Regions from separate parts of the Homo sapiens genome. Here regions 1, 2, 3, 4, 5 and 7 are each linked to region 6. A link is a contact called in ENCODE Hi-C or POLR2A ChIA-PET data. All regions are on one chromosome and are shown on one strand. Each heading gives the region's core, a stretch centred on a gene start or an enhancer-like site at or near the end of the contact. The rest is flanking DNA. Distances are from core to core; before and after follow the strand shown.

What was found. Hi-C counts contacts between places; a loop is a spot of excess contacts on that map. ChIA-PET counts read pairs that join two places held with the same protein, here RNA polymerase II (POLR2A). Pooled maps may share reads with other maps.
Region 1: a pooled map shows a loop between it and region 6 (10-fold over the local background). The contact joins the promoter of RUVBL1 here to the promoter of RPN1 in region 6. A Hi-C loop is called at or near these places in 9 of 50 pooled maps. POLR2A ChIA-PET finds 5 or more read pairs at or near these places in 3 of 52 experiments (A673, B cell and MCF 10A).
Region 2: a map of naive thymus-derived CD4-positive, alpha-beta T cell shows a loop between it and region 6 (4-fold over the local background). The contact joins the promoter of HMCES here to the promoter of RPN1 in region 6. A Hi-C loop is called at or near these places in 2 of 168 maps with a recorded cell type or tissue (B cell and naive thymus-derived CD4-positive, alpha-beta T cell), 1 of 37 single-sample maps with no recorded cell type and 11 of 50 pooled maps. POLR2A ChIA-PET finds 5 or more read pairs at or near these places in 2 of 52 experiments (activated B cell and activated CD4-positive, alpha-beta T cell).
Region 3: a loop to region 6 is called in a map of CD8-positive, alpha-beta T cell, with 7 times the contacts of the local background. The contact joins the promoter of CNBP here to the promoter of RPN1 in region 6. A Hi-C loop is called at or near these places in 5 of 168 maps with a recorded cell type or tissue (CD8-positive, alpha-beta T cell, GM12878 and naive thymus-derived CD4-positive, alpha-beta T cell), 4 of 37 single-sample maps with no recorded cell type and 12 of 50 pooled maps. POLR2A ChIA-PET finds 5 or more read pairs at or near these places in 5 of 52 experiments (BJ, WTC11, activated CD4-positive, alpha-beta T cell and 1 more).
Region 4: a loop to region 6 is called in a map of CD8-positive, alpha-beta T cell, with 8 times the contacts of the local background. The contact joins the promoter of H1-10 here to the promoter of RPN1 in region 6. A Hi-C loop is called at or near these places in 2 of 168 maps with a recorded cell type or tissue (CD8-positive, alpha-beta T cell and naive thymus-derived CD4-positive, alpha-beta T cell) and 5 of 50 pooled maps. POLR2A ChIA-PET finds 5 or more read pairs at or near these places in 7 of 52 experiments (CD4-positive, alpha-beta T cell, activated T-cell, activated naive CD4-positive, alpha-beta T cell and 3 more).
Region 5: a loop to region 6 is called in a map of CD4-positive, alpha-beta memory T cell, with 8 times the contacts of the local background. The contact joins the promoter of SEC61A1 here to the promoter of RPN1 in region 6. A Hi-C loop is called at or near these places in 1 of 168 maps with a recorded cell type or tissue (CD4-positive, alpha-beta memory T cell), 2 of 37 single-sample maps with no recorded cell type and 11 of 50 pooled maps. POLR2A ChIA-PET finds 5 or more read pairs at or near these places in 1 of 52 experiments (A549).
Region 7: a map with no recorded cell type shows a loop between it and region 6 (22-fold over the local background). The contact joins the promoter of COPG1 here to the promoter of RPN1 in region 6. A Hi-C loop is called at or near these places in 1 of 37 single-sample maps with no recorded cell type and 8 of 50 pooled maps. POLR2A ChIA-PET finds 5 or more read pairs at or near these places in 1 of 52 experiments (activated T-cell).

The regions. Positions count from the first base shown.
Region 1 is chr3:128,122,140-128,126,450 of GRCh38, forward strand. RUVBL1 (RuvB like AAA ATPase 1) reads right to left here and starts at 1,673. Exons shown (of 11, transcript NM_003707.3): 1 at 1,445-1,673. The coding sequence starts at 1,585. RefSeq lists an enhancer at 1,425-1,474 and a silencer at 1,665-1,724.
Region 2 is chr3:129,276,486-129,280,620 of GRCh38, forward strand. HMCES (5-hydroxymethylcytosine binding, ES cell specific) reads left to right here and starts at 2,385. Exons shown (of 7, transcript NM_020187.3): 1 at 2,385-2,420; 2 at 3,225-3,430. The coding sequence starts at 3,248. COPG1 (coat protein complex I subunit gamma 1) reads left to right here. Exons shown (of 24, transcript NM_016128.4): 24 at 809-1,288. The coding sequence ends at 939. RefSeq lists silencers at 2,240-2,589, 2,600-2,989 and an enhancer at 3,410-3,539.
Region 3 is chr3:129,182,030-129,186,147 of GRCh38, forward strand. It overlaps CNBP (CCHC-type zinc finger nucleic acid binding protein), which reads right to left and starts at 1,867. Exons shown (of 5, transcript NM_003418.5): 1 at 1,747-1,867. It overlaps LOC105374101 (a long non-coding RNA gene), which reads left to right and starts at 2,045. Exons shown (of 2, transcript XR_924469.3): 1 at 2,045-2,443. RefSeq lists an enhancer at 2,201-2,290.
Region 4 is chr3:129,313,461-129,317,728 of GRCh38, forward strand. It overlaps H1-10 (H1.10 linker histone), which reads right to left and starts at 2,826. Exons shown (of 1, transcript NM_006026.4): 1 at 1,311-2,826. The coding sequence starts at 2,442. The coding sequence ends at 1,801. It overlaps H1-10-AS1 (H1-10 antisense RNA 1), which reads left to right and starts at 2,811. Exons shown (of 5, transcript NR_026991.1): 1 at 2,811-3,885. RefSeq lists silencers at 1,365-1,654, 2,035-2,164, 2,965-3,304.
Region 5 is chr3:128,050,429-128,054,281 of GRCh38, forward strand. It overlaps SEC61A1 (SEC61 translocon subunit alpha 1), which reads left to right and starts at 2,009. Exons shown (of 12, transcript NM_013336.4): 1 at 2,009-2,131; 2 at 2,407-2,474. The coding sequence starts at 2,125. LOC102723759 (a long non-coding RNA gene) reads right to left here and starts at 1,747. Exons shown (of 4, transcript XR_007096073.1): 1 at 1,534-1,747. RefSeq lists a cis regulatory region at 1,574-2,190 and a silencer at 1,683-2,322.
Region 6 is chr3:128,649,091-128,653,230 of GRCh38, forward strand. It overlaps RPN1 (ribophorin I), which reads right to left and starts at 1,728. Exons shown (of 10, transcript NM_002950.4): 1 at 1,450-1,728. The coding sequence starts at 1,710. RefSeq lists enhancers at 952-1,021, 1,692-1,961, 2,122-2,201 and a silencer at 1,172-1,441.
Region 7 is chr3:129,247,773-129,251,587 of GRCh38, forward strand. It overlaps COPG1 (coat protein complex I subunit gamma 1), which reads left to right and starts at 1,834. Exons shown (of 24, transcript NM_016128.4): 1 at 1,834-1,974; 2 at 2,910-2,962. The coding sequence starts at 1,938.

The sequences.
Region 1 (4,311 bases), core at 423-2,922, 530 kb before region 6:
CGCACTTACCAGATGAGTAACCTTGGACCTACTTATTTGACCTCTATGAACCAGAATTTCCTCACTTGAACAGAGTTCATACTAGTCAATGGCACACAGGTTAAAGGGTGTAGGGGTAAAGTGTAGTGATGCCTGCAATTCACCTTGAAATGTAAAAGTGGATTGGGAGAGGGACAGATGAAAAGATATATGATAAAGCAGCACAGTAAAATGTTAATTATAGAATTTAGGCACACAAGTATTTACAAGTCTTTCAACTTTTTTTGTGTCTGAAAACTGTCATACTAAAGCGGGGAAGGGACAACTAATACGTTGGATATGACAAGGCAGTGGACATATAGCTACTTAGCACAGTGCTTGGCACATGGAAAGCACTCAACCAATGTTAGCTACTTGCAGTACTAGCTGCTTAGTAAGCCAGGGTCAAACACTTCCTTTTTGGAAAGATGATGCTCAAAATGGAAACCTGAGGCTTTTCTTTGAGGCCTTTCCATTTAGAAAAATCAGGCTAAGAGGCAGTAGCTTAACTTTATATTAAGTGAAGATTTTTGTAGAAGCTAAGGCTCTCCAAAGGCCAAGGGGCATGGCTGTGACCTTAGAGAACAGCAGGCAGAGAGGGTGGCTGTATCATCATAGAGCACTGATTTGGGAGTCAGAAATACACGTGGGTGCAAACCCCAGGTTTACCGTTACTAAAACGAGTGTCAAGCATATACGTGAAGTGCCCTCTCCCCAACTCAATATTTTCACCTGCCAAAAAATAATATGTATGTGAAAGTACTTGGCATCACCAGCACTTAGAAAAAGGAGATTTAATTGGAATGGTCAAAAAGGATGCTTGGAGGGGTGGATAAACCAGATTGCTCTTCTCCATAATTCCCACTTCTCTCCCTCAGTTCCCGGATCCTGGGAACCAAAATGAGCTTTTAAAGTTTAGTCAATTCCCTACTTTAAACCGTCCCATAGCCTGCCACTGCATTCACAATAAAATCCAATTTCCTGACCGTGGCCGACAAAGCCCTGCAGTAACTAACCCCACCAAGATAAGATAATTATTTTTATTTATTGGTGTACACGTTTATCGTCTCTCACTACACTAAAATGTAAGCTCCTATCTTAATTCCCGCTGTATCCCAGTGTCGCGAATAGAGCCTGGTACGAATTAAGGGGACGGGGTTGTGTGGGTTTATATCAGCACTTGTCCATGAGTTGGCAAACCGTCAACTGCCCCCAGTGGATCGTCACTAGGTATCCTGGGGCGGCCCCTCACCCAGCTCCAGGGCGGCGCCCCTCCCCGAGCCCCTGGCCCATTTTCACTTCCCTGAGGAAATAATGGCGGGAGACCCCTGGCGCGCGCATCCCGCCCCGAGCCACCGACTTCAGCAGCTCTCTCGCCGCAGCAGCCCTGCTTGCAGCCCCCAACTCCCTGGTCCACTGGCCACACCTCTCGCGCGTTCTCCTGGCCCACAAGCCCTGAGGCCGCCTGCTTGGCCAAGCCGCTCTCGTCCAGCCCCAGCCCTTTCACGTGGCTGTGGGAGGCGATGCGCTGCGTCTTCGTAGTGCTCTTCACCTCCTCAATCTTCATTTTGCAGACGCCGGGAGCTAAAACCAGCGTGGAAAACCAGCAGCTAGGACAGTGCGCCCGGCGCCTGAGTTACCATGCGGCCGTTACTAGGGCAATTTGCAAAGGCCCGCCTAGACCGGCTTTCCATTGGTGGAAGCGGGAACACCTCCGCTCTCCATAGGCTCACGGCTGCGCCCATCGCGGCTGCTGCTAGAGCTCCGGTCACCCACTTCCGTCTGTGTCTCCGGGTTGGCTTCCCCCGTAGCCGGCGCTTCCTGCCGAGGCTGGGGTCGGGAGCACAGTGGGACCACGCCCCGGATTTGATCTAGGGCTGGGGCGTTGCACGAGGCAGTGGCCCCCGGGTACCACTCCTAATCCTTCCGTCCTATCCATTAGCACATTTGAACGTCATACTCTTACGCAAATCTCAAGTTATTATTTCCGTTTTGGAAACAGAAGAACTGAGGTTCAGAGCTTAAACTGGGATTGGTTACTAACCAATGTTTTCTGACTCCCATACCTTTGCATCTCCCTGGAAAGGCCCAGCTCAACCCACCACCGTTTCCGTGGAATTGTCTTCCCCTGCTTCTATCCTCCATCCTCCACCGAGAGATAAGGTTCCTGCTGAGTTCAGTTGACTGTAAATAACATTTTGCAGTTTTCAAAATTCCACAGCCCTGTAAGGTAGTGTAATTACGCATGCAGCTACAAACAAGCGGAAAGAGGCCCATCCGCCCAAGAAAGCATCACAAATAATCAGAACTAGAAATCTTCAGGCTTCAAAACCTATATAATAATGCTCATCACGTCCCATGACTCCAGCTGAGACAATCAGCCAGCAAATTGTCCCTTCAGGTTTCATAATGATATTAGCACAACCTGCACCACAATTGTACTTGCCATCCATCCATCCATCCGTTCAACAAACACGAGCCAGACACCACAATGCACTGGGGATACAGGGATAAAAGTCTTGATGCGTTTACTTCTTGCTTAGAAAACTTGCAACGTGAGATGTGCTGAGACAGGTACACCCAGGTGGCGAGAAGACCAGAGCAGAAGCCCCCGGAACAGCCTGGAGAGCCAGGGAAGGCATCATGAAGGTGATGTTGCCTTGGCTGAATTCCAACAAATAGGAGAGATTTCCTCAGAAGCAAATGGTATGACACCATTTTTACAGAAGAGGATACTAACATCCAGAGGAAGGGAAGGACTTGCCCAGAGTGCAGGAGAGTTTATGTTAGAATTGAGACAGACCTGAAATCAAATCCAATTACAGTAGTTCCACAGTCTCACACCGCCTTTTTTTTTTTTTTTTTTTTTTTTTTTGAGACGGAGTCTTGCTTTGTGGCCCAGGCGGGAGTGCAGTGGCGCAATCTCGGCTCACTGCAAGCTCCGCCTCCCGGGTTCACGCCATTCTCCTGCCTCAGCCTCCCGAGTAGCTGGGACTACAGGCGCCCACCATCACGCCCGGCTAATTTTTTTGTATTTTTAGTAGAGACGGGGTTTCACCGTGTTAGCCAGAATGGTCTCAATCTCCTGACCTCGTGATCCGCCCGCCTCGGCCTCCCAAAGTGCTGGGATTACAAGCGTGAGCCACCGCGCCCGGCCTCTCACACCTCCTTGTACATCTTGATTCTAACATTTGAATCTAGGTTTCTATATACTTTTTTCTTTTCTTTTGAATCTAGGTTTCTAATGATTTGCATAATTACTGGGTCAATGTTTTTCTCTCCCAGTAAACTGCAGGCCTTTTGAGGGTGTAGACCACATTTGATTGTTTACCATTTTAACCTAAGTGCCTGGCACACAGCCTACAACACAGCTCACAATTAAGGCTTCTCATGAATTCAATTAAGGTTCTAGACCACACACAAACACATACACTTGAATTCATCAGTTTTGCTGCATGTATTTTACACGTTGGCTTTTATAGGACTTGGTAATGATTTCCATCAGTGAATGGAATCTTTTGGCATTTTCAGGGCCTAAAAGAACAGAGGCCAGGCCTTGGAAGGCTGAGGTTGTTACTAGGGCATGTGGTTCATCAGCACTAGAGACAGCACCCCACAAAGTTGCTTAGCCCCTCATTGACTTGTTCCTGGTCATTACTCTTAGAAAAGAAGCAATTCCTTTCTCTATATGGAGAAGGAAACTTTTCCACCAACTAGTAGTCAAAGTGAGGCATTCTATGGGACTGACTTCTTTGTGTATTGTCCAATTAAGGAAAAAGACTTTTTTTACACTTATTATTTCAGCCCTAGTCTTTGTATCTTTTGGCACAGAAAGAAGGATTTCCTTCTAGTCCAAAAAGAGAAAGGGAGAATCAGGATTTTAGAGCACAGAGGAATATCCCCTGGATTACTTGGTCTAGTGGTTTTCAAACCACATTCCCAGCAGTTGTGGAATCCTTTTGTGGCCAGTACGGGTGGGGACAGGGAATGCTGAGAGTGTAGGATACCAGCTCCATGCCCCCACTTCCACCAGAGTTGTTCCTTTGTGTGTGTGTGTGTGTGTGTGTGTGTGTGTGTGCTAAATAACAGTTCAAACATCACTGATGGGCCAGGGGCGGTGGTACACGCCTGTAATCCCAGCACTCTGGGAGGCCGAGGCAGGTGGATCACCTGAGGTCAGGAGTTCGAAACCAGCCCGGCCAATATGGCAAAACCCCATCTCTACTAAAAATACAAAAATTACCTGGGCGTGATGGCAGGCGCCTGTAACCCCAGCTACTCAGGAGGCTGAGG
Region 2 (4,135 bases), core at 1,135-3,634, 630 kb after region 6:
GGAAATGGGATGATTTTTTTTGGCTGAGTGTTTATAAACAGGGTTGAAAGGAGGCTCTGCTTCAGTACCCTGCCTACAGCTGACAGTTTGTAGCCACATTGAAACAACCTAGTCCCCTGGGTCTTGCAGACACCTGCCCTGTGGTTTTCTCGTGGTGGGGCTGTCCCCTTCATTTGTGCTCTCAGATTCAGTCAACGTGCAAGAGCCTCTGTGACATGAGATATAAGCCTTTTATGTCCATCAGTTCATTTGAACTTAGCAGAAGCCTGAAATATGGTATTATCATCCCTGCCACTTTGTAGTTGAGGATACTGAAGTCCTGAGAGACAGTGACTTTCTTTTTTTTTTTTTTTTTTGAGACGGAGTCTAGCTCTGTCACCCAGGCTGGCATGCAGTGGCACAATCTCTGCTCGCTGCAACCTCCGCCTCCCGGGTTCAAGCGATTCTCCTGCTTCAGCCTCCCGAGTAGCTGGGATTACAGGCGTCCACCACCATGCCCAGCTAATTTTCGTATTTTTAGTAGAGATGGGGTTTCACTGTGTTGGCCAGGCTGGTCTCGAATTCCTGACCTCATGATCTGCCCACCTCAGCCTCCCAAAGTGCTGGAATTACAAGCGTGAGCCACCGCGCCTGGCTGAGAGACAGTGACTTTCACAGTGAAATCCCTCACTCAGGGATTTCAGCCCAGCTCTCCTGCCCGTTTCACTACACCAGAGCTGCCTTCATGGGTTGCTGCAAATGCCATCCTTAGCCTGCCCTGTACAGTCCCTTCTGCTGTATATATCTGTACTTCTCTCTTCCCTTCTAGGTGTGTTCCGGGGTGGTCATGACATCCTGGTGCGCTCCCGGCTGCTGCTTTTGGACACAGTGACAATGCAGGTGACAGCCAGAAGTTTGGAGGAGCTGCCAGTAGACATCATCTTGGCATCTGTGGGATAAGAGGCCAGCCTGCATAGGACCTCATACCCTTCCCCAACACTACCTGGAAGTTGTGCCTTCCTCATGAAACTGGCAGAAACCCCTTCCCAAGCTTCTGTATTGAAAAACAATTAGGAATCATTGCAGATTTTTTTTTATTCTGCTCCCACCTCCCACCCGGGACTACTTGCTGGTGACTTTTTTTTTTTTTTTTTTTAAATAGGGGATGATTTTAGCTTGTCCTAAATCTTGCTGTCCACCCTTCCAGGAAAGGGACATTGTAAATGAATAAAACATTCTCAACTCCTCTTGAATCTATCCCCCAAGAAACCATCTTATCCCTGTAATAAATCAGCATGTATTTATTGAATGATTGCTACTTCTGCAGACTCATGCTTCAGGGCTCCACCTTCCCCTTCAAGGCCTCCCCTAAAGAGGCAGAACACCTGCCCTGTCCCCCTTGCACCCACAGCCCTTTGGCTGTTGTAGTCCTGTGAGGCAGGACCCTCTCCCCGTCATCGCTGTCCCAGCACCAAGCCCAGGGGTGGGAGCGGTAGAGGGTGGTTGAGTGAATCAGCTAACAGGCAGAGTTCACACTCCCTCCCGTTCGTGCTTCTTCACAACGCATCCTCCTTTGATAGTCGATAAATGGAGGCTCCAAAGGGCTTGGGTCCTGTGTCTGATCGTTCCAGCATCTGGTCTTACATGGAGTGTGCCCTGGGGTTTCTGCTCCCTGTTCAGTTCAGCGAATCAGCATAGGCGAACAGCCCTCTAGAGCATTCTCTGTTGGTTGCAGATGAAGAATCTCCGGTTTAGGTCCCAAGGGGAGCAGGCTTTTAAACTCAAGCCAGGCTATTTTACCAACTTTGAGGCCAAAGTACACCCGAAAGGGCTGTTTTAAAAATCTGGGCCTCACCCTTAGAGATTCAGCTGAGGGGCTGGGGCAGGAAAGGCTTATTCTAGTGCCCACCAATGTTTGAGGGCGAAGTGCGCGATTCCTGGAAGTTCTTCTGACTTTCATTTCTTCAGTGTTCCTCCATTTTTGCCTCGCACTGTGAGGCAGCTGGCAGGACTGTGAAGTAAGGAGTGGAGTTTCCTGGTTTCCCGCCTTCCATGACCCTGTGCCCTAGACTCAGCGCGGCGGGAACCTTCCCTGCCAGCCCTGAAACACGCTGGGGGCGGGGAGGAAGGTTAACCCCGCCAGGGAACGGCCAATATGGAGGAAAGTGGAGTCCCGAGAAGCTTGGGATCGATATGTCTCCCAAGGCAGTCACTGTCTCCTGGGGAAACGGGAGAAAATTCATCCCAAACCGGAGGGGAGAAGACGCCGCCTCCGGGGCCCGAGGGCACCGCGGGAACCAAGGGCCCTTGGGGGCGGGGCCTGGCGCCGGGAGCGCGGGCTGAGGCGGGGCTGACGTGAGGGGCGGTGACGCGGGTGGCCAAAGCGGAGCGGAGCGGGGGTGAGGAGAGTCGAGGGAGGTGACGCGCGCTGCCGGGGCGAGGTGAGGGGAGGGGAGGCGACGCGGGCGGTCGGGGTATGGCGAGGGGAGGGGAGGGGAAAGGAAGCGACGCGAGCTGACAGAGGGGAGCAGAGGCCCGAGCGGACGCGAGGCGACGCGGAGAGGGCGGCCTGGGCCGAAGTGAGGCGACGCGGGGCGGCGGAGTCTGAGGGCCGGAGCGGAGCGGAGGCGACGCGGGGAGGGGCGAGGGATCGCGGCCGGTGGCTGGGGGCCACCTGCTCCCCGAGCACCGGCCCCCGCTCCGGGGAGCAGAGTCCGGAGCGGGATCCGCGGCCCACAGGTTCGCAGGTCGGGCCCGGGGACGCTGCGGACTAGCGGGCGGGAGGCGGGGATTCTGCACCCCGGCCCCGGGCCGTCCAGTGGCCGCCCTCGAGGTGACCGGTTGCTGGCCGGCGTGGGTCGCTGACCCCAGCGGGGACTGGGGGGAAGGACGGGGAGTTGGGGGCACCAAGTCACCCGGAGGAGGCGACCCCAGCTAGCTGCGCTTGCCCTGCTTCGCTGGACTGTGAAGCCCCCTCCGCTGCGGCTCTTCCTGCGCTCAGGCAGGCATTTGCAGAGCTCCTCTCGGGACTTGCCTCAGTGCCCTGCACGGAGCTGGGCAGTGGGCTCAGGGAGCGAAGCAAACGGGCACATCCTTGTCTTTGTGGGACTTTTTGGGGAAGACTTTAGACGGTGGTCACGGAGGGGCACGGCCCTGTGGGAACGGAAAGAGAAGGCGGGGACTCAAGGAATAAGACCTAATATTTGAGATACGTAAGCCTTTTCCTTACGTTTTGTAATTTAAAGGTTGCGAGGGGCGGTGTTGAAGAATGTGTGGGCGAACATCCTGTCACTTACCTAGAGATGTTCTCACGAGAGCTTGCGCCTACCAGGATCGGCGGGGCCAGCAGCGGCTCCCGGAGTGGAGGGACCCTGATAAGTACTGCCCCTCTTACAACAAGAGTCCTCAATCCAACAGCCCAGTGCTTCTGTCTCGACTGCACTTTGAGAAGGTAACCAGCATTGCACTATGCTAGCCCCTCGCCCAGCCTCGTGATGGTCATCTCCTATTTGGTTTGGTGTGTGCTCAGCCTCTTGGGATGACATTAAAAACCAGCCTTTACTGATATATTCTGACTTCCAGTTGAGAACCTCTCTTGGCCTCATGAAAGAAGTTTTATCAGTGGCTTCTAACACTGATAAAGACGTATTTTTCAGGCTCAATTTAAATGCCTTTGCTATACATGGCATACTAGCCTTAATATATGCCAAATTTATATGAGCTTTGTGTTTTAAAATAGCAGCTTTCACTGATCATCAGGGTCATTGGAGTATCTTAAAAATATAATAAAAAAATTTAAGGCCAGGTGCCATGGCTCATGCCTGTAACCCCAGCACTTTGGGAAGCCGAGGTGGGAGGATCACTTGAGCCTAGGAGTTGGAGACCAGCCTGGGCAACATAGGGAGACCCCATCTCTACAAAAAATAAAAAAATGAGGTGGGAAGATCACTTGAGCTGGGGAGGTCGAGGCTTCATGAGCCATGGTTGTACCACTGCACTCCCACCTGGGTGACAGATCAAGACCCTGCCTAAAGAAAAAATTTAAAAAAATAAAAAATTTAAGAATATTTCTATGCCCTTTACCAGGCCAGCTTAATCAGACTTCTCTAGGCCTAGGACAGGCTTAAGATCAGTTAATTTAAAACACTTCTGATGT
Region 3 (4,118 bases), core at 617-3,116, 530 kb after region 6:
GGAGGGGGGAGGGGGAAGCCCAGGAGATAAGTACTATATCTCTTATCTTTTTGAAACCCTCAAAGCTCTACACTCCAGTTATACTGCTTGAACAAACAAATAACATAAAATTGCTAATTTAAATTCGAATGGAAATAGTAACTGGTTACGTTTCACTCCAAAATTGGGTCAAACAATAGGAAAGGGGGAAAAATCTACTTTTAAAAATGTAATTTAAAAGCAAGATGGGGATATTCATTAGACCTCCTTCACTTTGAGAAAGACAAAAAACAAATTCAGTTTTGGCTTATCTCACCTGAGTCCTTCTGAATAATGCCTGAAACACACTAGCTAAAATCACAGACGATTACTGAGCAATGTTCTCTTTTTACAAGACCCCCAAGACCAGAAACAGTCACTTCCTTTGGAAGTGCCCTGTGGCTGAGGCCATATGGTTAACATGTGGGAACAAGCACAAGCCTTACCCATAATAAAATCAACACCTAAACCCAAATGTGGACCATTATGCCATTCTAAAACAGGTTCTCACGATATGGAAAAATCTAGATGGAGGGGAGCTAGTTGAATTTCGTGTCTCGTTTGTAATTACATCTGTTTCATTAATCCAAGAAATGATGCAGACTACCGCCCGCTGCTGTGGTTTTGGAGGTTTGACAAATTCGTGTTTTTTCTGGTAATGGCGCTTTTAAAGGATCCCAGCAACTTAAATAGTGTTAACTCTTGGAATGTGAGCCCCATCAGCCCCTTTTGGAATGGTAATGTAACACAAGCAACTTAGTATTTAAATGACGATAAAAATTCAAGAATCGGAAAACTATCAAGGATAGGGAGTATAAACTCTAAAAGCTCCCAAGTCTTCCAGCAGTCTCGCCACTCCAAACACAAAGGCTTCTTCAGGAACCCTTTGTTGTTGTTTGTTTGTTTGTTTGTTTGTTTTTTTAAGACGGAGTCTCTCTCTGTTGCCCATGCTGGAGTGTAGTGGCGCGATCTCGGCTCACCACAACCTCGGCCTCCGGGGTTCACGCGATTCTCCTGTCCAGCCTCCCGAGCTGCTGGGACTACATGCGCCCGCCACCATGCCCGGCTAATTTTTTATTTTTAGTACAGACCAACTTTCACCATATTGGTCAGGCTGGTCTCGAACTCCTGACCTCGTGATCCGCCCGCCTGGGACTCTCAAAGTGCTGGGATTACAGGCGTGAGCCACCGCGCCCGGCCTAAGAACCCTTTTCTAAGGCCCCCAAAACCCTTGGCACATGGCCCGCCAGGCGCACGACCCCAGCACATGGCCTGCACGACTATACCCACCCCATCCCCCCTTCATCCGCAGCCGGGAGCCTTTCCCCACCACACGGACTCCTTCCAGTGAGTTCCCGCCAAATCCACCCTCGGTCCCTCATTCCGCGACCCTCGAAGCGTCAGGGCCTCGGCCCCAAGGGCGCACGGGCGGGCCTCCTCTGCCCTAAGCCTGCGGCCTGGGGTGCGGCCGTGGCGCCGAAAGACCCGCATGCTCGGCGACCCAGCTTTCCAGGACGAAGAAAGGACAGAAGTGTCGTCCGACAGCGGTGCGCCAGAAACCCGGGTCCGAGGCGGCGGCAGCAGCCGAGCTTCCCGCCTGACGCAGCAGAGGCGCAGGCCAAAGTGCGGCCGCCATCGCCACCTCGCCGCTCCCTACCCTCTCTGTCCGCCACAGACCCGACCCGCACTGCGGCTCCGTCAGCGCCGGGCCCCTCCCCCAGCCCTCACCTTCCGCGTCGGAGCGGGCCCGCAGCGGCGGAGACTCGGACGCAGGCCTGGGGAAGACGGCTCGCAAGGTAGAGGCTGTTTATTTTGAGGGTCCTTGCCTGCGCCACACGCGGGTCTGCACACGGCCCCACATACGCCGCTGCGCACGGCTCTCCTCCGCCTCGCCCACGCGGCCAATCAGCGCGCGGGGTTCGGCAGTCCAATCAGAGCCGCCCGCGGCAGGGCCGCCCACTAGAGCGCGGCGCGGGGCGGGTGTTTCTGCGCGCAGCGTCTTTTCCCGCCGTGCCCCGCGCGCGGCCTTTCACGCCGGGATCCGGGTCCCGGTGCTTCTCGGTTCATTCCCAGCTGGGTCCGGGCCCGGCCAGACTGGGTGGAAATCTGGCTGACCTTGGTGGTCTGTCTTGGCCAGCTGGAGCAAAGGGATGCCAGGGGACGGGTCTCGGTGCAGTGACTGCCATTAGCTTGGGGCCGCAGAAAGTTTCTCCCCTTTCTCGGGCTCCTGCCAGGCCCTTGGCTTTCAGAGCCAGGCCCGATTTCTAGATAACATTTAAGTTTGCAGAAAAGGGGATGCCAAGTCACGGTGGTCACGGCTGTGGGATGCAGCCTCTGAGATTTGTATTAATTTTTGTGAGCCGGGGAAAGGCCTTGCTGCTTTCTCCGCCAGGACTGATGTGTCTTCCCAAGATGAAAGTGCCTGGTAAGGGCGAGGGGCCTCCCTGGGAAGGTCATGAGCATGTAAGGTAATGGGGCCTAGACTGTGACTTTTGGCACGTTTATGAGTGACATCCCCCGGGAGGGCAAGGATAACCATTTGACCTGGTCTGTCATATTCAGGAATAGACTTCAGTTTAGTTGTGGTATTTTCTCCAAAAGAGATTTGTGTATATAGCCCTAGATAGTCTTGTCAAGATTAAACCCAATTTAAACTGTTAACTATAAAATATTTTAGAATTTTGTCTCATTCTAGAATGGCTTTATTCGAAACAAAAAAAAAGGAAGAGTCCCAAGTTTCGTCTCAGTGAAACCTGCCAGTTCAACACTATGATTTATTTTTCTTTTTTTCTTTAATTTTTTTTTTTTTTAAGAGTAGGGTCTTGCTCTGTCGCTGGGTTTACAGGCATAAGCCACCAATCCCAAATCCCGGGGCTATGATTTTTGAAATCATGTTCGTGAGAAGGCAGAGCACATGTGTTGAGAGTCAGACTTTAAACCTGGGTTCAAATCATTAGTGCTTAATCATTGTAAAGCAGTTAGGAGGTTGCGTTCAACATAGCAATTATCAAAGAATGAATGTATAACTTTAAAGACCAATGATATTTTAAACTTTTTTTTTTTTTTGAGAACGGAGTCTCACTCCGTTGCCCAGGCTGGAGTGCAATGGCACGATCTCAGCTCACTGCAACCTCCGCCTCCTGGATTCAAGTGATTCTCCTGCCTCAGCCTCCCCAGTAGCTGGGATTATAGGCATGCGCCACCACGCCCGGCTAATTTTGTATTTTTAGTATAGGCGGGGTTTCTCCATGTTGGTCAGGCTGGTCTCAAACTCCCGACCTCAGGTGATCCGCCCACCCAAAGTGGTGATCGTCCTCCCAAAGCACTGGGATTACAGGCATGAGCCACCGCGCCTGGCCGAACTTTTTAAATTTATTTATTACTATTTTTTGAGACAGGGTCTCCCTCTGTTGCCCAGGCTGGAGTGCTGTCTCAGCTCACTGCAACCTCCGCTTCCCATGTTTGACCAATTCTGCCTCAGCCTCCTGAGTAGCTGGGACTGCAGGCGCCCACCACCACGCCTGGCTAATTTTTGTATTTTTAGTAGAGATGGGGTTTCATCATGTTGGCCAGGCTGGTCTTGAACTCCTGGCCTCAAGCGGTGCTAGGCCAAAGTGCTAGGATTACAGGTGTGAGCCACTGCACCCAGTGCCCCCAAAGTGCTAGGATTACAGGTGTGAGCCACTGCACTCAGCCTTAAACATTTTTTTAATTAAAGCAACCTAAGGTAAAATTTTTTAACCAAATTTAACCCATTCCCAATCAGATTGAATAAATGCCTAGCAGCTTATGTGTTGTGCTAAAACACGATATATTATCTGCCAATAAAAAACAGTATTTTGTATTTATATAGTTTTATTACCAAGAAGCTTACTCAGCTTTATGATTTCCCCTTTGTAATCTGATTAACCTTCATAGTATCTTGAAGTAATGTATAGTGTAGCAATCAGACACTTAGGTAGTGACTTCGTGAGCTCTGACAATGAGTCAATATAATGCAAGAGGCTATGTATGAAGTCCAACCTGGGTGCGTCCACACCACACCAAGAGGACAAGTTAAAATTACCATATGGCCAAAAATTAATATTTTCTGACTTATT
Region 4 (4,268 bases), core at 1,576-4,075, 670 kb after region 6:
AGGCCTAGCCCCAGAGATTCAGATTTGGACAACTGGGACATGATCTGGCAGCAGGTGTGGAGCTGCCAGCCTAGGCCTACCTGCCTCCTAGGTGCCCACAGGCCCCCAGACCCCAAACAGCCACAGCCATGTGTGTCCTGATGATAGTACCTCTGCCCTCATCATTCACCATCTCCACACTAGCCAGGGAGCTTGGGCAGGGCAGGCACCTGGACTGGTTTTGTCTACTGCTGTGTCCTCAGAGCTTGGCCCAGGACAGGGCAGGTAGGACTCCCACTGGCACCTGGCTCTGCAGTTCAGTGAGGCAGGAAGCAGCAGGGAGGAAGCCACAATGGGTTATGAAGATTTGCAGAGGGAATGGAGTGGCAACTCACCCAGGCGGCAGAGAGGTCTGCCAGGCCCAGATCAGGGGTAGCAGCAGGCCTGGGCTCCTCTCCAGCAATGCTCCCTCCTCTCCAGTCTATGGCCAGGAGGTCCTGCCTCCACCTGTAGTTTCTGCAATTTCTTACACAGAGGGTAAAACGAGCTCTCCTGCATTCTCACCTAACTCCAGTCACTCACGCTGGTATGAGTATATATCCACTGTTTCAGAAGCTTCCCTGTTTCCACTGCCCTTGGGGGCCTGTTTTGCAGTTGTCCATTTTTAGGGACATCTGTTAGAATAGACCTTGACCTATTGCCCAACTGGACAGACAACTATCCCACATGCTGGATACCAGAATGTCCCAGGGCTGGAGATCCTTCTGCTCCTACTAATTTTCCCAGCAATCCTTTGGGTCCCGTTTGCACTCTAGCTTAACCAATAGGCTCAGAGACAGCAAATACCCTTCTGAGACCACACGTTGGATTGTGGTCAGGAACTCCACTCTCTGGCCACCACACTTCGTCCTGGTCACATCTCACTCTAACCCTCGCTGGAGTCAGAATGACTAAGTTTACAGGCCAGTCTGGTGTGACTTTGTAAGAACTACCTCTCTGGAGGCCAAGTTTAGGTCCCTGACCATTAACTCTGAAAACCCATTAATCCCCCCTCCTCTCCCCTCCCCCATCCCGCTCCCCGCAATGGCCGATGGACCCCCTGTGGGGGCAGATAGATCCATCCCTCCTAAGGGACCGATCCTGTCTATCTCCCTGTCCCAGGTACTTTAAGTTCGTCCCAAGCCAGCAATTCCCACCCCTTGCTGAAGGCCCCTGGCTCCAGGCCTACCCTGGCCAACAGATCTGGGGTATAAGGACCCGAGGGGCCCGCCATCCAACCCCGCGTGCCGAAGGCGCCCATCCCTATTCCACTCAGATTAAACGAGAGAGGCTGAAAGGTTTAAACGCTTTATTGTGCCCAAAAAAAGGCCCATGGAATGAAGGGAAGAGCCGCGCAGCCCTGAGCCCGGAGCGATTGTTTGTCGCGCACCCAAAGGCAAGGAGGGTGGGGAGCTGGGAAAGGATGCGCGGCCTCCGCGTCCCCGCGCGCCTGGGCCCGGCCAACCAGCGACCCCGCCCGGTGGGCAGGCGCGGCCTCGGCCATCGGCGCCTAGGGGCCAGTAACCATGACGACGGCCGTTGCCAAGGCCGAGAGCCAATAGAGGCGTCGCCGGGGCTGTTTCAAAAACCTAAAGCAAACAACGAAAAACGCTACATCGTTGGGGGAGGGGAAAGACTGAGAGGACCCGGGGCCCCTCCCTGAGGCTCAGACCAGGCCTCGCGGCCCCGGCCGGCGTGAGCCGTACAAAATCTACGTCACTTGGGGTAGAAAAACAAAAACACCGAAAAGCCCACGCCGGCCGCTCTGACCGGCCGACACGCTCACTTGCGGCCCTTGGGCACTTTGGGGACGCTGGGCTTGGCCGCCTTCTTCACCTTCTTGCCCCCGGCGGCCGCCGTCTTCTTGGCCTTGCCGCCTTTGTCCTTCTTGGCGCCAGCGCCCTTCTTGTGCGAGCGCTGCTCCGGCTTCTGGCCCCTGGCGGGCTTCTTGTCCGCGCGCCGGGAGCCGGCCGCGCCCGGGGCTGCCTTCTTCGCTTTGTGCGCGGTGGGGGCCGGGGCGGTGGCGGCCGCCGGGGCTCCGCGCCGCTCCCCGCCGCCCTCCAGCTTCTTGCGGTTGAGCTTGAAGGAACCGTTGGCGCCGGTGCCCTTCACCTGCAGAAGCGTGTCGTTCTGCACCAGCGCCTTGATCGAGTACTTGAGGTAGGTGCGCCCATTCTGCTGGTCGAACCACGGAACCTTCTTGGCCTCGGTGTAGATCTTGGCCAGCGACGAGCCGTTGCGCTCGCCCAGCCTACGGATGGTCTCCACCACCAGCTGGCTGTACTTGCCCGGCTGGTTCTTCTTCTTGCTATTCTTCCTCTTCTTAGATGGGGACAACGCCGCCGAGCCGCCAGCCTTGGTCACCTTCTTGGCCATTCCCTCGGCGGTCGTCACTGGCAGGGCCTCCTCGAGCTCCACGGACATGGTAGCAAGAGGATTGGTGGCGGGCGGCGCGCGGAAGCCGGGGGGCCGCGCCGGGAAGAGGAAGGCGAGGGGCCGAGGGGGTGCAGGGGGGCTGGGGGCGCGCGGCGGCTCCAGGCGGGAGCGGCCGCGGCCGGGCCTGGGGCCGGGCGGCAGGGCTGGGGTGGGGGCCGGGCCGGGCCGGAGCGAGGGTTGGGGGGCCCGGAGCCGGGGCCGGACTAGGGGACCGAGTTGGGGGTCAGAGACCGAGTCCGAGCCGGCGGCTGGAGCTGGGGACGTAGACCTAGGCCGAGCCGGAGCGAAGAGAAATCCCGCCGAACGCGAGACACCGCCGCCGCAGCTTCCACTGGCGCCTCTGGAACTCGCTGGGCGTGCGCGCTGCGCTCTGGCGGGAGGGCGCTTCTCTCGGCTTTTTATAGCTTCATGGCGGACCACGTTGAGAACAACAACAGCCTGGTCCGGGGCCAGCGCCAACTTGTGCTTCTTGGAGCCCCTTCTCCGGCCGCTGGCTTCTCGGACCGCGCCTCTCCAGCGCCGCCGCGCCCGCAGCGGGGCGCCCCGGACAGGGCCTGAGCTCCCGGCGCAGTGGAGAGGCGACTTGCGTCCTGGAAGGGCTCAGCAAAGGCGAACGGAGAGGTGCACCCTAGGCTGCGGGAGCGCGAGAGGAGGGGGGCACCTCGTTTGGAGGCCAATAGCGCGGGCCCCAGAGGAGGCCCCACGGCCGGGAGCTTGGCGGCCGGCAACCCAGAGAACGCCACGGGCACCCGAGCCTTGTCCCGGCCCGGGGGGCTCCAGGCCTGCCCGCAAGAGGAGCTTTAATTTGTCCAAACTAACACAGGGCGCGCCCTCACGTGGTCGGCTGGGGCAACGTGAACTGCGCTAGGACATCCTCGGGGGTTTTCCGCCCCATCCAAAGGGGATGGCGGATGGGAGGCACTCTCCAGCTGCACCCCGGGTTCTGGTTGTGCCTCTGGGAGCCTAGGCACAACCCGGGGAATGGAGGACTACGGCAGGACCTCTCTAGGGACACTGCCTCGCCGCTCCCCCCACCCTGTTGCCGCTGATGTTCCCAGGGCCTCATTTTGTAATCCACAAGTAGCTGCCGCCGGTCCCCCCAAAGCCAAATGGGGGCTCCAGGGTGGGACAGGGTGGGCGGGGGTGAGGCTGTGACACCCAGAGGAATTCCTGTGAGAGGATGGGGAAGGGATTCGCTCTTAGTTCCTGGGTGCACCCCTCCCCCTCTCCCGTGCACAGGGAAATGATGGCGGGAACACAGCAAAGGAGACCATGTCCTGGAGAGGGTCCCGGGCCCCACCCTCCCCGGGGGGGCTTGTGCAAGGCTGGCGGCCCGATCTCTGCTGATTCCAGTATTGGGGGTGCAGAGAAGGCACAGGACAGTTTTTGTTGAAGCCGTTGCAGCCTCCACTTGGGGAAGCTGAGGCCAGGGTAAGATGCTCGGGTAGGAGAGGGGATCCCTTTGGGGGTAGGTGATGTAGGGCACAGGAGTGGGGCTGGGGCTGGGGGGTGGCAGGGTTGCAGGCAGGAGACAGTCTCCAGAGGCCCAGCATAGAAAAGCGATGGAGGGGTGAGGGGGGACAGGACGCTGGCGAATTGGGGTTCCCAGAGTGAGAGACAGGAACATTTACAGGTGGACAGAGTAAAAGGCCCTGAAAAGGGGGTGGGTTGGTGCATTTGTGGCCTTGGGCCCAAGCAGGCTTCTCTGGGTGAGGGCTAGCAGCACCTCCCCTCTTCTCCAGCTCACCCCTTTCACACACACACACGCCCCCCATTTTGTCACCCTGTCAAGGGAATAAACCCCAGAGAGGAAG
Region 5 (3,853 bases), core at 759-3,258, 600 kb before region 6:
TTGAGACAGAGTCTCACTCTGTCGTCACCCAGGCTGAAGTGCAGTGGTGAGATCTCAGCTCACTGCAGCCTCGACCTCCCAGGCTCAAGGGATCCTCCCACCTCAGCCTTTCCAGTAGCTGGGACTACAGGCATGCGCCACCATGCCTAGCTAATTTTTTTCTGTATTTTTTTCTAGAGACAGGGTTTTGCCATGTTGCCCAGGCTGGTCTTGCACTCCTGGGCTCAAGTGATCCTCTTGCCTTGGCCTCCCGAAGTGCTGGGATTACTGGTGTGAGCCACTGCACCCAGTCCAATAAAAATATTTTAAACTAGTGATTCTCCTAAAGCAATCAGTGATTTAACACACGTAACTTGGCTGCAGTCCCTGCAGTGACACAGGCCAGATTGTGTCATAATGTGGAAACAACAGGAGGCCTGTTATCAATGGTACTGACATCCTACAACTATTAGCACAAACCAATGAGTTTATATTAAAATTTCTATTAACTAATTGTAATATTTATTGTAATTACTATACTATTTACCCTCGAAATATTTCAACATTTTAACCATCAATATGGTGCAGGGTGCATAATGGCTAAATATCGGATCTAGTCTATATGCTGAACTTAGTCCAGGGGCTGCCAGTTTTAGCTTCAGGCCAAAACTCCAGAAGAGATCATCAGTGGGTCCTGGAAGTGAAGATGGGTTGCATTTCAGACTCTGAATAAAGAGTCAATGTCTTCTTTTTCCCCTTTTTGGTGGGGGATGGATATCAAGTGATGTCACACCTAGACCACTTCACTGAAGTTACCTGCCTGTTCCCAGTAGTCCTTTGAATTTTCCACCAGTGGGTTTGTATTCCAAAAAAGACTTCCTGTCCTGTCCAACTTTCTGAGCCAAGAATGTACAAAACCTGATTATCTGCTAGAAATGGGTGAGAATGGAAAAATCCAAATAGTTGACACCTAAATTAAAAGCAAAAAAGCATCTTGCCACATATGTACCCTCAACTTCTACCTGTCCTGGTCAAGGTTTAGCTCCATGAAACCTTGCCTGATCCCACAAGGCGTGCCCACCTCCTCCCTGCTAAATGCTCACAGCATTAAGTCTGTTTCTCTTAGATGACATCATACCTACTGACTACAGATGCCTGAAAGTAAATTCCAACCCCCAGCCCCAGCATCCCTTGCCCTACCCGTTATCCCCCTTTCCCACACCGATCTTAGGCAATCACACCGCCATGCTTTGCCCACAACAGTCTCCTCAACCTGTTCCCTCATTCCTTCTCGCCAGAATCTATCAAGGCTCGGCACAAAGGTACTCTCCCAGGAGGCCTTCCTGAATTCTTCTGTGAGGCAGACTACTTCCCGAGCTGCCCCGGCCCTTCTCCGGCCAAGTCTCTCCAGAAACTCATCCCATTCGTTCTCAGATGGAAGGGGACCCACACCCACGACAAGCCTCCGGGTTTGCTTAATGACTCAGACAGCGAGGGTGCTCGGTAAGCCCCACCAGCCCGCGCCCTACTCAGCAGGTAATGACGGAGACCTACTAGGTGACGGGCGCCGCGGTAGACGCTGGGATAAGGTCCCTGCTCCAGGGAGCTTACGGTCTATTCACTAACGTCAAAGAGCAGTGAGTGCTGTTACGTGTATGGGAGCCACCAGGGTCTCCGCCTGCCTGCAGGGCCACGCGCGCACTCGACGCTTCGCGCCTGCCTCAGTTTCTCCGTGAGGCCGCACAGCCCCAGTCTCGGGAGGCGTGACACACCCTCCCCGCGCGCTCTCGCGTTACCAAGTCTGCGCAGCCGCACACCCCCAGTCCCGGCGGGCCCCGCGCGCCAGGCCCCTTCCCGACAGGCCCCAGGAGCCCCGCTGCATGCCGGGGCTTGAGGTCTCGGCGAAGCGGCGCGGCGCGGCGAAGCGCGGCGGCCGGCGGGCGCGCGTGGCAGGAAGCGGAAGCGATCCGAGGCCCGGCCCCGGCCCCGCCCCGCGCCGCGCCGCGCCGCTTGCCGCCGGGCTAGCACTGACGTGTCTCTCGGCGGAGCTGCTGTGCAGTGGAACGCGCTGGGCCGCGGGCAGCGTCGCCTCACGCGGAGCAGAGCTGAGCTGAAGCGGGACCCGGAGCCCGAGCAGCCGCCGCCATGGCAAGTGAGTCCTGTAGGGAAGCCCTATTGAGGCCGGGACGGAACAGATCCCCCTTCCCCACACCCGTGCGGTCGGGCGCCCGCCGGCCAACCCTGACCGGCCCCCTGCAGAACGCGGCCCGTGCCCCCGGCCCTTCTCGAGTATCCCCACGCGTCCGGGGTGCGGCCGGCTCCCCTGGCCCCTGCTCTCACTCGTCGTGGGCAGAAGGCGTCCCTGGGTAGCGCGGAAGGTTACTTCTCTGTGTCCCAACTCTTCCTGTTTTGTTTCTCCCATCAAAGTCAAATTTCTGGAAGTCATCAAGCCCTTCTGTGTCATCCTGCCGGAAATTCAGAAGCCAGAGAGGAAGGTAAGTACCCCAAATCGCCAACAAAGAAGGTTTCAGGAAACTGTCTGGACTCTGGAAGTTTACAGTATGATTAAAAATGGCTTCAGCACGGCAATGGAAACTCTCCCTTCTCTTCCCTTGGAGTGTAGTTGTGCTCTGTTATTCCGGAGAGCTGTCGAAAGGTGACCTGGTTGTGTGGAAATTTCCACTGAAATCACTGTGCTTTATTTGGAGCATCTTTGGTGGATGTTGCTCCGAGAACAAAGCCTCCGGTTGCCCTGTCCCAAAAATGGATCCGGGCCATGAATGAATAAGGCCTCAGTTAGGATAGCAGATTGAGTTACCCTCCCTTTTTCACCTCCAACGGGAGCAGATCACGGGTTGGTTTTTTTTCCCAGGAGATGCCCTTTGTATCCAGCTGCTAAAGGGAAGGGCTGTCACTTTAGTATTTACAAATGATTTTGTACCTTTTATGTAGGCTGTCACAATAGGGGGAATAAAGGCTATTCTTTTGTGAAGTCTGCTGCTTTTCACAGACGGTGTATTAAAACAAGGAAAGATTAAATTTAGAGCTGTGCTGAATCAGAAATTGTGTGGAGTGAGTGTTGCCAGTGTAACTACAGCTGTCAACGAAAAAAAGTTTCATTAGGTTCCTAGGTTAGAGAGTGGGGAATAAAATGTTTGTGTCCTCACATTATTTTTCAAACTGTTGTTAAAGCATTCACATGGACACTTGGGTGCTTGGAATCCACTTTCATTTTTTTACGTAAAATAGTTTCATATAAATGCCCATGTGCTGCTTTTAATGGACGAATTTGTAAAGCTTTACCCCCTCAATTCCAGTGTAGCGAAGGGGCATGGCTCTGGAGGCAGGCAAGCCTAGGTCCCACCCTTTACATAGCACCTTAATAGCTATGTGACCTTGGCCTTGTAACTCAGTGTGGTAGACGGAACAAGGGAAATACGTGCAAGGTATAGCAGTGGCTCAGGAAGGGATTAACTCTGGGAGACATGATGTCTTATGGTGGTTTTGAAGGAGAAATAGAAGTCTCCTTGAAGGGACGGAAAGGAATTCCAAATAAAAGGAGTATATAGTTTGCAAAGGCATTGGTGACAAGAGTGTAGCATGTTTGGATGGGAGGTTATTAGATGTAGTTGCTATTGATAGAACATAATTGTAGGTGGGGAACATTAGGAGATGAATAACAAGGGCCAGACATGAGAATGTCACTTTGGAAGAAAAGGAGAGGACTAGAGTTGGTTTAGAGGCTTTTCACATCAGAGGATGAACTGTGGTACTGAGCAAGAATGGATTTAGGGGCTACTAAGAAGCAGAGGAGACAGGACTTGGATAAAGAGCTTTTGGGGTTTTGATGTTAAATTTGATTGTAACCAGGAGA
Region 6 (4,140 bases), core at 478-2,977:
AAGGACAAAAGGAAACTTCTGGAGGTGACAGATATGTTTATTACCCGGATTGTGGTAATGGTTACACCAGTGTATACGTATTTTGAATATACTAATAATAGGCAGTTTTTTGTATACCAATTATACCTCAATAAAGTTGGGAGAAAAAATAAAAACAAGATAAAATAAGTACATTAACCTAGCTCGCAGGCATGATGGCAGGATAGCCGAGCTCCTGCTGTGGTCCACTTATACTGTAACAAGCTCATTAAATCACAACTGGCTTCTATAAAGAACGGGATTTAACATTCAAGACATTCAAAGATGGCAAGGCAAATTTACATGAAGTTTTGATCTATCTTTCCACAAGCCTTTGAGTAAAACTTTATTTCATCATGGACAACGCATGAAAGAAAATAGGAGTCATTTCAGAAACGTAATCTCTATAAACCCATCTTTATAGCTCCATATTCAGTCAGAGAACGAAGTGTGCTTAGAAGAAATGTGACACTATAATGACTATTCTCTCAACAAATAATTAGGTAATCATTTAATGAAATTGTTTAACAACAATAGTAATAAAAACCAAACCTCTGTGTATGTACATTCCCTTTACTCCCAAACCCAACATTTTCTTTGGTGATCACTGAAATACCTGGAAACATTTAAGCCAAACACAGCCATTTATTGCCGAGGTGTAAGAATGAGAAGCAGCAGGGGGAAGGGAGAAAATTGGACTTTCCTTTTCTGTACAGCATAAGAGAACTTATATTACGTGCAGGAGTTTTAAAACTAACTTTAAAAAGAGTTTTAACATTTAGAAAGCGTTCACTAGGAACCTTAAAATGCATCACATTCATAGGGATTTCAAGTGATTACCAACTTAAAAATGCGAAACCTGTTACATTTCTGATGGTTCTCTATGTCTAGAAAGAAGCACCTACAACGGACCAGATACTGAATTAAGAGAATGAAATTCACTTTAATTCATTTATTTGTCCTCTACTTGAGCCACCTCGTCGGGCCGTGAGAAATGAAGTCTGGCGCCCGCTGGCACCGGGCCGAGGGGCTGCCGCGCTCGCCTTACGGAAGGGAGGTGCGTTCTACCGGCCCGAGGTCTCCCGAGCGGTGCCGAGAACGGCCCAAACAGGGGCAAGCTCCGAGGCTGGTCGGCCGCGGATCCCAGCAGCTGCCCACGTGAGCAGCGACCCGCGCGGGGGCAGGCCGGTGCTGACGTGGCCCAGGCAGGAGGGCGGGCGCGCACCGGGGGCAGCGGAGGCGCCGGGGCCCCTGGCCACCCAGGACTCCTCGCGGGCCCCGAGGCAATCCCACGGACCCCCTGTGCCCCGCCCGCCGCCCGGGTCTCCGCATTTCCTGAGGCCTAGAGGGGCGCGGGCGGAGTCGGGGGACCGCCAGGAAGGGAGGCGGGAAGGGTCCCGGGAGCGGCGGCGAGGGGTCGCCCACACTCACCTGCACGCCCAGGTGCGCCAGCCGGGCCTCGAGCTCAGGCTCCAAAGCCAGCAGGAAAGAGGTAGCTCGGGACGTGGAGCCGCCGCCCAGGTGCGCCAGGACCACCTCGGCCGTCACCTTAGCCAGGTGGCTGCTTAGGTCCACTGTGCGCTTCACGTCCTCATTGATCAGCGGCGGTGCCTCGGAGGAGGCGCTGCCCGGCGCCGGGGCCCAAGTCCCAAGCAACAGGAGCAGAAACAAGCCGGCGGCTGGCGCCTCCATGACCGGGAAGAGCAGTGCGCCAGGGCGGGTAGGGCCCGGGCGCGGTAGCCCGCCCTCCCGCCACTGAGCAGCCGTTCATTGGGCAAGGGCTGGTGACACAAGATGGCGGCGCCGAACAAGGAAGGACCCTGTCTCCGGGGCAACCGGGAAGCCGACCCGGCGCCTGATTGCTAAAGCCCTCTCAGAGCTGCTCGGGATATCCTTCTGTTCGTAGTGCGAGTGTACTTACTTTTTTTTTTTTTTTTTTTTTTTTTTTTTTTTTTTTTTGAGACGGAGTCTCGCTCTGTCGCCCAGGCTGGAGTGCAGTGGCACGATCTCAGCTCACTGCAAGCTCCGCCTCCCGGGTTCACACCATTCTCCTGCCTCAGCCTCCCGGGTGGCTGGGACTACAGGCGCCCGCCACCACGCCCGGCTAATTTTTTTTTATATTTTTAGTAGAGATGGGGTTTCACTGTGGCCTCCATCTCCTGACCTCGTGATCCGCCCACCTCGGCCTCCCGAAGTGCTGGATTACAAGCGTGAGCCACTGCGCCCAGCCGCGAGTGTACTTATTATTACTAGTTTTCACTTACCTAATTTTTACAGGAGCGGCCCTTGCCTAGGTCTCTACTCTCTCCTACCATTCTTCCTGTCCAATAATTCTGCTCGTTTTGCTCCTTAAAACAGTGAAATTTTGCTCAGATTGAGAAAGTAAAAGTTGGCCTTCCCCAACATCCACGGATGAATGCTAAAATTAGTAGGCAGAACTTGAAGCCGAAACAGGATATATGCAAAGTTTCAAAACATCTCTACTAAAATGTTTAGTAATTAGGCCGGGCACGGTGACTCACGCCTGTAATTCCAGCGCTTTAGGAGGCCGAGGCGGGTGGATCACCTGAGGTCAGGAGTTCGAGACCAGCCTGGCCAACATGGTGAAACCCCGTCTATACTAAAGATACAAAAAATTAGCCGGGCGTGGTGGCAGGCGCCTGTAATTCCAGCTACTTGGGGTGGCTGAGGCAGGAGAATCGCTTGAACCTGGGAGGCGGAGGTTGCAGTGAGCTAAGATCGCGCCATTGCACTCCAGCCTAGGCGACAGGGTGAGACTCCTTCTCAAAATAAATAAATAAATAAATAAAATAAAATTAGCCGGGTGTGGTGGTGCGTGCCTGTAATCCCAGCTACTCCAGAGGCTGAGGTACCAGAATCATTTGAACCCGGGAGGCAGGAGATGCAGTGAGCCAAGATCGTGCCACTGCACTCCAGCCTGGGCGACTGGGCGAGACTCCCTCTCAAAAGGAAATTAAAAAATAAAAATAAAATGTTTAGTAATTACAAAGGAAAAAATAGTTTACAGTGGAGAATCCTGGCAGGCACCACTTTAAACAAGTGATCAAAGTTAACATCACCACATATAAAATATAGTAACATTAGGTATCTACTAATAGGATCCATTGAGAAAGGCACATCACTTCTGTGGTATTGCCACAAAATTATTGAAAATCCATTACCTCAATCTAGTCATAAATATCAGACAAGGCCAGGCACAGTGGCTCATGCCACCAATCCCAGCACTTTGGGAGGCCAAGTAGGGAGGATCCCTTGAGCCAAGGAGTTCAAAACTAGACCGGGCAACAGGGTAAAACCCCATCTCTACAAAAAATCAAAAATCAGCCGGGCCTGGTGACAAGTGCCTGTGTTACAGGAAAGGGGTCTGGATCCTGACCCCAAGAGAGGGTTCCTGGATCTCACGCAAGAAAGAATTCAGGATGAGTCCGCAGTGCAAAGTGAAAGCAAGTTTATTATTTTTTATTTTATTTATTTATTTATTTGAGATGGAGTCTCGCTCTGTTGCCCAGGCTGGATTGCAGTGGCGCAGTCTTGGCTCACAGCAACCTGTGCCTCCCGGGTTCAAGCAATTCTCTGCCTTAGCCTCCCAAGTAGCTGCGATTACAGGCGCCCGCCACCACGCCCGGCTAATTTTTGTATTTTTAGTAGAGACGGGGTTTCAACATCTTGGCCAGGCTGGTCTTGCACTCCTGACCTCGTGACCCACCTGCCTCAGCCTCCCAAAGTGCTGGGATTACAGGCATGAGCCACCGCCCCCAGCCAGCAAGTTTATTAAGAAAGTAAAAGAATAAAAGAATGGCTACTCCATTGACAGAGCAGCCCGAGGACTGCTGGTTGCCCATCTTTATGGTTATTTCTTGATGATATGCTATACAAGGGGTGGATTATTCATGCCTCCCCTTTTTAGACCATATAGGATAACTTCCTGATGTTGCCATGGCATTTGCAAACTGTCATGGCGCTGGTGGGAGTGTAGTAGTGAGGACTCATTGCCATTTTGGTTTTGGTGGGTTTTGGCCGGCTCCTTTACCGCAACCTGTTTTATCAGTAAGGTCTTTATGACCAGTATTTTGTGCCGACCTTCTATCTCATCCTGTTGAG
Region 7 (3,815 bases), core at 584-3,083, 600 kb after region 6:
CTGCAGCAGGCAACTTCATTTTCTTTTTTCTTTTTTTTGAGACAGTTTCGCTTTTGTTGCCCAGACTCCAGGCTGGAGTGCAACGGCGTGATCTCAGCTCACTGCAGCCTCCGCCTCCCAGGTTCAAACGATTCTCCTGCCTCAGCCTCCCGAGTAGCTGGGATTACAGGTATGCACCACCACGCCAGGCTAATTTTTTTTTTTTTTGTATTTAGTAGAGATGGGGTTTCACCATGTTGGTCAGGCTGCTCTCAAACTCCTGACCTCAGGTGATCCACCTGCCTCAGCCTTCCAAAGTGCTGGGATTACAGGCTTGAGACACTGCGCCCGGCCTCATTTTCTTCTTTTGAACAATTTCCTCCTGATTAGGGGTGGGGTTACCGATCAGACATTTTGAACATCTTTCTGACTCTTGACAATTTTGCATGTCACAAGATCTGTTGTCCTTGGCCCTAGCCTCTGCAAAGCCAGACCCTAAGGGCTGGCCCCTCTGACATCTCCCTTCCTCCAGCTTTGCGGTCACCCTTTTCACCTGGGGCCTCTGCCTCAGCCTCCTGCCTCTCCTCTCCACAGCCCACTCCTTCTCCTGCCCACAGGCCTGCGGGCTTCCCCTCCCCAGGCAAGCTGGGGCCGTGTCGCAGCGCTTGGCCATCACGACTTTGCCATTGCCAATGCAATCTGGCTCACTGGCATGCACTGTGCTTACCTTAGCCTCAGGGTGTCCTGCATAGGTCCCCAGGAAGATAAACCCTGGGTGATGTGTCATTTTCCCCTTTCCGTTCCTTCCCACGCCCTTCCCCCCACCTCCCCGCGTAGGCAGCGCATCTAGTTGGCACTCCATAAATATCCAAAGTATTTACAAAATAACGTAGAAGTTCTATGCTGTTTAGTTAGATCTCTTAAGGTTGATAATGTACAAGGCAATTTGCATCAGGAGCAGACGAGATAGGGCCCGGCAGATATAAATTAAAAATGCAATTGCACGCATTCATTCAACGAGAACTCACTGAGCAACTACTATGTGCCAACATTATCCACTGCAGTGAATAAAAGACAAACAAACAAGCAAATAACAAAAAAAAAAACAAAAGAGCAAGAAAGTGGCCGGGTGCAGTGGCTCACCGCTGTAATCCCAGCACTTTGGAAGGTCGAGAAAGGAGGATCGCTTGAGGCCACGAGTTCAAGACCAGACTGGGCAACATCATAGTGAGACCTCGTCTCTACAAAAATTAAAAAATTAGTCGGGGGTGGTGCGCCCAGCTCTACTCGGGAGGCTGAGGTGGGAGGATCGCTTGAGCCCAGGAACTGTAGGCTGCAGTGAGCCAGGATCGCACAACTGCACCACAGCCTGGGCAGCAGAACGAGAAATAAATAAACAAATAAAAGCCAGAAAGTAAAAATAAAGTGTTAGATGGCGATTCGAGCTGAGGAGGAAATCAGGCAGGGGAAAGAATCTGAAAGCGAGGAGTGAGTGGCTGGCAAGGCTCCTTCGGAAGGTGGCAATAACAGTCATAGACCGGTCACATCAATTGGGTGTTTACTGCGGGCCAGTGTGTGCCACCAACCTCACACCCGAAAGCCACAAAGACTCACGCCACAACGCAACGAGGCAGGGGCTCCTCCTCCTCCCTTGGTATACGGAAAGAAGCGTAGGGAGCAGAGTTGGGATGCTAGTCAGTACCCCCCTGCACCTAGCCCTTGCCCCTCCGTCTGGCTTTCCCCACTCCCGCTCCGGCGGAGCTAAGGTTAACATTAGACGAGGCTGTGGCTACCGGAAAGAGCGCAGGCGCAGAGCGCGGAATGCGCCTGCGCAGAGCGCTGGGCGACGTGGCCAGTCGGGGCCCGGAAGTGGTCCCTGTAGAACCACTGTGGCACCGCTACTCCGTGCCGCGCCCGTCGAGCATTGCGTTGCTGCATTGCGCCCCACCGACTCCACTATGTTGAAGAAATTCGACAAGAAGGATGAGGAGTCAGGTGAGGGGGCCAGGCCTGGGTCTGAGGGAGGCCGGACCCCCACCCGCCGAGCTTTCCTTCTGGTTCTCTGTCCTGACCCGGAGGCTGAGGCCCAGTGAGGGGCAGGGGCTTGTGCCAGGGTCCACAGCTAGTCAGTGGCAGGCCTCGGAGAGCCCGAGCATGCGCGGCTGTCTCACTCTTGTAAGCTCGGACTGCAATTTTCTGGGTGACCTTGGGCGCGACAAACACCCCCCCCCCCAGGCCTCAATTTACCCATCTGTCAAAGGAGGGGACCATGCCGAATGTTCTCTTGTTACTTTCTTCGTCCAACCTCTTGGGATTCGCTGGGGCTACGTTGGTGCTGGCCAAACTGGGGTGTAACCTGCGGAGCCAGCGTCCTGTGACTGGGAACTCTGACCCCATCATTCATTTATTCAGCAAAGTATATTGAGCAGTTACTGTATGCCAGGTACTGTACGGTGTCCTGGATACTGCAACAGAGCAAGTGGGACACTCAGTGCCTGAGCTAGGAATATTAGAATGGTTGCACCCACGATGGAGGAGGCAGACATCAACCAGATAATCACACGTGTAATTATTTGCAAATGTGTCATCTGCTATGAAGGAACTAGTTACAACGAGATGGTGGTCCCTGGCACATAGGGACTTAGTTAATTACAAGTTATATAAATGAACACAAGACATGGCACCATGAGAAGCACAGGACTGTACCAGGGCTGCTGGGAGATTGTGAGTGGTTTGGGGTAGAGTGGAGCCCACCTGCTTGCAGGAGACTAGTAGGATCCCTAGACAGATTGTAGAGGCTTGATTGCCATTCCTGAGGAGTTTGAACTTTACTAGATTTCCTAGGAAGGGACATCTTCCCTTTACCTATGTCTGGGAGAGTTTTGAAGTTCAGAGTCACAACCTACCTTCTCCATTGTCCTTGACCGTAGGTGGAGGCTCCAACCCATTCCAGCACCTTGAGAAGAGTGCGGTACTCCAGGAGGCAAGTGACATTTGCTCCCCTCTAGCTTCCATCATAAATATTCACCACCAATGCAACTGAAATACCAACACATTCAAAGTGTTGTTTTAAAGAGCAACACGGGAGAAAACTTGTGCCTGGAAGTTTTCTGGAAGACAGGAAAACTTTGTTTCTGGAGAGAGTTAGTTATGCTTACTTCTTTTTTTTTTTTTTTTTTTTTTTTTTTCTGAGACAGAGTCTTGCTCTGTCGCTCAGGCTGGAGTGCAGTGGCGTGATCTCGGCTCACTGCAAGCTCCGCCTTCCAGGTTCACGCCATTCTCCTGCCTCAGCCTCCCAAGTAGCTGGGACTACAGACGCCCGCCACCACACCCGGCTAATTTTTTGTATTTTTAGTAGAGACGGGGTTTCACCGCGTTAGCCAGGACGGTCTTGATCTCCTGACCTCGTGATCCACCCGCCTCGGCCTCCCAAAGTGCTGGGATTACAGGCTTGAGCCACCGCGCCTGGCCTCTCTATTTAAACATTTAAAAAATTTCTCTATTTAAAGTTAATTCCAAAGCTAAGGAAACTGGTTTAAAACTATCACCTAAGCTAGACTGTGGCCATTATGCAGGTAGAGATTTTGCATGACTTGTTTATTTTTATTATATATATTTTTTATATATATATATATATGTATTTTTTTTTAGAAGGCGTCTCACTCTGTTGCTCAGGCTGGAGTGCAGTGGCACGATCTCGGCTCAACTGCAACCTCTGCCTCCTGGGTTCAAGCAATTTTTCTGTCTCAGCCTCCCAAGTAGCCGGGACTACAGGCGCACGCCACTATGCCTGGCTGATTTTTATATTTTTAGTAGAGATGAGGTTTCACGATGTT